Linked DNA regions of Homo sapiens: region 2 is linked to region 1. Evidence: chromatin loops called from intact Hi-C (ENCODE). Cell type or tissue: dorsolateral prefrontal cortex. All regions are shown on one strand.

The links. A loop is a pair of places that touch in the nucleus more often than their neighbours do. Peaks named below come from ENCODE experiments on the same cell type or tissue, not always from the same donor. Only the 100,000 strongest peaks of a DNase experiment are listed, where the experiment ranks them.
Region 2: it touches region 1 in a loop (6-fold over the local background); 19 of 110 quality-filtered maps call a loop at or near these places.

What each region holds. Positions count from the first base shown.
Region 1 is chr14:90,234,076-90,236,575 of GRCh38, reverse strand. No RefSeq gene overlaps it. Among named protein-coding and RNA genes, the nearest start is that of PSMC1, 21 kb to the left of the region's middle. In dorsolateral prefrontal cortex, CTCF peaks have their summits at 845 and 1,048 (motif pointing right); a DNase peak (open chromatin) is centred at 1,055; H3K4me3 peaks cover 267 bases.
Region 2 is chr14:89,938,257-89,940,756 of GRCh38, reverse strand. The region is part of intron 3 of EFCAB11 (EF-hand calcium binding domain 11); the gene reads left to right. Among named protein-coding and RNA genes, the nearest start is that of EFCAB11, 15 kb to the left of the region's middle. In dorsolateral prefrontal cortex, CTCF peaks have their summits at 905 and 1,131 (motif pointing left); a DNase peak (open chromatin) is centred at 1,126; H3K4me3 peaks cover 853 bases; H3K27ac peaks cover 529 bases.

The DNA.
Region 1 (2,500 bases):
CCAAGACAGGCAAATCCCTTGAGCCCAAAAGTTTGAGACCAGCCTAGGAAACATGGTGAAATCTCATCTCTACAAAACACAAAAATTAGCTGGGTGTTCTGGCACATGCCTGTGGACACAGCTACTTCGGAGGCTGAGGTGAGAGCAGCACTTGAGCTCGGGGGTCAAAGCTGCAGTGAGCCATAATTGCACCATTGCACTCCAGCCTGGGCAACAGAGAGAGACTTTGAGAAAGAAAGAAGGAAGGAAGGAAGGCAGGCAGGCAGGAAGGAAGGAAGGAAAGAAAGAGAGAGAGAGTGGAGGGAGGTAGGAGGAAAGGAGGGAGGGAAAGAAGGAAGAAAGAAAGAAAAGAAAAAGAAAGAAGAAAGAAAAAGAAAGAAAGAAAAAAAGAAAAAAGAAAGATTGATTAGTGGTTTTCTGGGGGTAGGAAGGAGGGGGCGGGAAGTGAGTGCAAATGGGTAAGGGGCTTTTTGGAGGGGGTATTAAAATGCTCTAAAACGTACTCTGGTGATGGTTGCAGACACCTGTGACCACACTAAAAACCGCTGAGTTGTGAGTTTTAAGTGGGTGAATTGTATGGTATGTGAATTATATCTCAATTAAGCTGTTATATCAAAAAGAAAAAAAAGGGGGGCAGGTACTGGAATGGTGAAGTGCAGGCACCCTGTGGCCGGGCTTCCTGGGTGCCCCCCGGTTGCCGCATGTCAGCTTACATGCATGCTTACATGTCAGCGTGTAAGCCCTGGCACCAGTGTCCTCATCTGTAAAACGGATATGCTAATAGACCCTGCTCACATAACTTTGAATAAAAAGCTGGGTGGCATTTGTAATGTACCTAAAACAGTGCCCGGCAGGCAAGTTTGTTAAAAGTTTTTTTTCAAATGAAGCGTTTAGGTAAAATGACCTGAGGCTTGGTAATCTGCCACCAAAACTAAACTCAGCTTTAGAGCCCGGGCGGCCTGTGACTGTCTTGAGTGCTTCCTGTGAAGAAGGAATGAATTTTCCCGGGTTCTGACAGGTGCATGCAGTTCAGATATTCACCAGCAGAGGGCGCCGCATACCAAATACCGCGCAGGGGCCGGTTCCTCCCTGCCTAAGAAGTGCTCTGTGGAGCACTTGTCTGCCCCTCGAGCCTCCAAACGCCCTGGGCGCTCTCGGACCGGACGCTCCTTGCCCACCCACTCCCGGGGCTGGCCTGCTCTTTCTCACCGTGGCCCTTGAGCCCTTTGGCCGAAAGGCTAGTATTTTGCCTCTATCCTGCTCAAAGCCTGGTCTTCAGGGCTGCTTCTGCAATCTGCAGGCTCATCCTCCCTCTCTCTGTCCAGGCTCCACCTGGCTACCCGGGACTGGCTGGAGAGAGACTGGCACTTTCAGACTGGAGCCAGACCACTCCATGTCATTGGACCCCAGGCCCATGACTTGGGCACTTGATACCAAGAGATGAGCTAAAGCCAGACTTCAGATTCCACTTAAACTTGCTGAATGCCCGCTCTTTGCTCTCTTAGACTGGCTCATCCGACCTCACCACGGTGCTTTGAGGTTGGTGCGTCACTCCCATTTTGCACATGAGAAATTGGGGCTCAGAGACATTAAATGACCTGTCTGGGACCACACAGTTGATGGGCAGTCAGGTCTAACTCAGACATTCTGACTCCAAGCCTAATGTTGAGCCCCAATTTTAATTTTCATCTCCTTCTTTCTGTCTCAAGGAAATCCAGAGTTTTAGGATTGGAATGTATCTTTTTTTTTTTTTAGACCGAGTTTTGCTCTTGTCGCCCAGGCTGGAGTGCAATGGCGCGATCTTGGCTCACTGCAACCTCCACCTCCCAGGTTCAAGTGATTCTCCTGCCTCAGCCTCCCGAGTAGCTGGGATTGCAGGCATGCACCACCATGCCTGGCTAATTTTATATTTTTAGTAGAGACGGGATTTCTCCATGTTGGTCAGGCTGGTCTCCAACTCCTGACCTCAGGTGATCCGCCCACCTCAGCCTCACAAAGTGCTGGGATTACAGGTGGGAGCCACTGCGCCCAGCTGATTGGGATGTATCTTAAACTCCACTTCCCATCCAGGTACTCAATGCCTCAGCCAGCCCTGAGTGGGGAGGTACAACCTTTGCTTGGAGACATTTCTGCCTGGCTTCCTCCTGCTTAACTTTCAGGTCTCAGCTTAAACATGGTGGGGACTACTCAGAACCCCAGAATTGATATGAAGATTATTTTAATTTATTACTAAGATTATATGAAGACATTTGAGAGTCAACAGATGCAGAAAGAAGCCCTTTTGGAACTTCCCTTATCTGACTAAAAGCAGCAACTTCTGGGAAACAAAGCTGCCAGAAATTCCTTCTTCATGGGTGGGCCTATTCCCAGGATAGAGACCAAGAGGAAACCTACCAAAAATCCCCACTCTGGGGGAGTTCCATGGGCGTGAAGAAAATGGAAAGACCACTCACTTCTGCATAAACAATCACAAACTTTTCTATTTCCCGTTTGTTCTCCT
Region 2 (2,500 bases), 300 kb after region 1:
AAAAAGGACTTCAGAATTTTGTTTTCACTAGGCGATTAGATTGAGCATCTTTTCTGTTTCCTTATACTATTGCCATTTTAAATTAATGAACATATTCTACTTTGATACTTGAAAAAGCTTTCCAGGAACTTACTTTTAACCCTCAACTTTGAATGATGGAAAAATCAAAGCGATTGATTCATCATAGCAGTAATTATGGACTGTGTGACTGCTATCCAGTGTAAGGTCCAATTGAAAAATAATTTGTGGATGAGTAGGTTAATGGTCAGTTGGCTTGCATGCTTTTATTTATTAATATCTTGTCTGGCTTGTTCTAAACAAGACAGTTGACTATTAAAGGTATTATTTTTCTAAATTTAAATATCCTTTTTCTGGTCTTAGTTTCTGTCATAAAACACCTGCTGTTGTGTATGGTTTTTTATTTTGGCTCCTATGGAACAAAGATCAGGGTATAGCAGGGATGAAGGTTTTGGTTGATTTCAGATTTCAATTGGCTTCTTAGTTCTTTTCTATAATCAGGAAACTGCATACACATTAAGGTTACCTTATTTTGAAATTATAATCGTAGCATTTTATGGAATCTCCTACAGATATTCACCCATCCATGTTTATTTAATTACCCATTTAGAAAACAGTGAATATGTTTCACTATACAGATGGGGAAGAATTAGGAGACACAGACACTGACCTAAAGACATTTAAAAATATATATTTTATGTGGGCTGGGCACGGTGGCTCACGCCTGTAATCCCAGCACTTTGGGAGGCCGAGGAAGGTGGATCACGAGGTCAGGAGTTCAAGACCAGCCTGGCCAACATGGTGAAACACTGTCTCTATTAAAAATACAAAAATTAGCTGGGCGTGGTGGTGGGTGCCTGTAATTGCAGCTACTCCAGAGGCTGAGGCAGGAGAATTGCTTGAACCTGGGAAGCGGAGGTTGCAGTGAGCTGAGATCCCGCCACTGCACTCCAGCCTGGGCGATAGAGCAAGACTCCATCAAAAAATGTGTATATATCTTATGTGATAGGGAAGATGAAAGAAATATTGCCACTTCTTTTACGGCCAGATGTTATATTACTATTATAGGCAAGAAAACCTATAAGAGTTCAGGAGGGCAGCACTGCCCCCTAGAGGAGGTGTGGGCCTGGAGCTGGACATGCTGAAGGATGGGTGGGATTTGAAATAGTGATGGAGCAAAGGAGAAAAGAGGCGGTAAATGAATGCAGGGCAGGTGCCAGCTGTGTGCCCCGCCTCCTGCTCCTGTTGCTGGTGCTGTGCTCTCTGTGTAGAGTTCTTCAGAGACCCTCTTCTGTGCTGTCCACGTCAGTGCCTGAAATCTTTTCTTCCTAGATCCCTGTTCTTTTACAAATCTCTCGCCCATCTCAGATTTGCATACCTAAATATATCAGCTATCATGCTGTTAATGCAGTCCTCCCATTAACAGAATCTACTCTTCTTGGATTTTTACTTTTTTTTTTTAACCTCTGCAACAGCAAGGAATATAGTATGTAACTATAAATGAATTGTGTCCAGCCGAGTCAGCTGGCATGATGAGAGCTGGGAAGGATTAAGGACCGGTGTGCACGGAAGGAAGGATGAAGCTTTAAAGTCCAGAATAAGGTATTAGGACTTTGTGGTGTTTGACACTGAGGAACCTTTTAAGCTTTATGAGCAGGAGATGTGTATAATAAAAAAGTAACAATTCCTGCCTGGGTTTGATAGAAATAAGATTTTATTGGTTCAGATTTCTCTATTCTACTGTAACTGGTTTTTTTTTTTTTTTTTGCTTTGTTGTTGTTGTTGTTGTTTTGTTTTTTGAAATGGAGTTTTGCTCTTGTTGCCCAGGCTGGAGTGCAGTGGCGCGGTCTTGGCTCACTGCAACCTCTGCCTCCCGGGTTCAAGCCTGGAGGTGAACATGTGATTCTTCTGCCTCAGCCTCCTGAGTAGCTGGGATTACAGGTGCGGCACCACCTCACCTGGCTAGTTTTTGTGTTTTTAGTAGAGACAAGGTTTTACCATGTTGGCCAGGCTGGTCTTTAACTCCTGACCTCAGGTGATCTGCCTGCCGTGGCCTCCCAAAGTGCTGGGATTACAGATGTGAGCCATCACACCTGGCCTCTAACTGTTTTTACTCATTTTCCCTCCAATTATATAGTAAAACTTGATTTCTTCCATTAAGGTAGATTATTTTCTCTTTATTTCCCTACACATCCATAGTAAGCTGGAAGAAAATATTATCCTCTGAATTCATTTATCATAGGTGACAACTCACTATTTTTGAAGTCACTTTCACCTACCATCCTTGCAGTCTTTCTGTGCGAACACATTATATCCTTCTCCCACCCCTTCACTGTCATGGCCTCCAAAAGTCATAATTTGAATTTTGTGTCTCAGACTAGAGAAGGCATTATGTCTTTTGAAAGACTGCTTCATCCTTTTAAACCCTAATTTTTAAGCATTTTTTTAACTCCTGGAAAAATCAATATGTGACACAATGAAC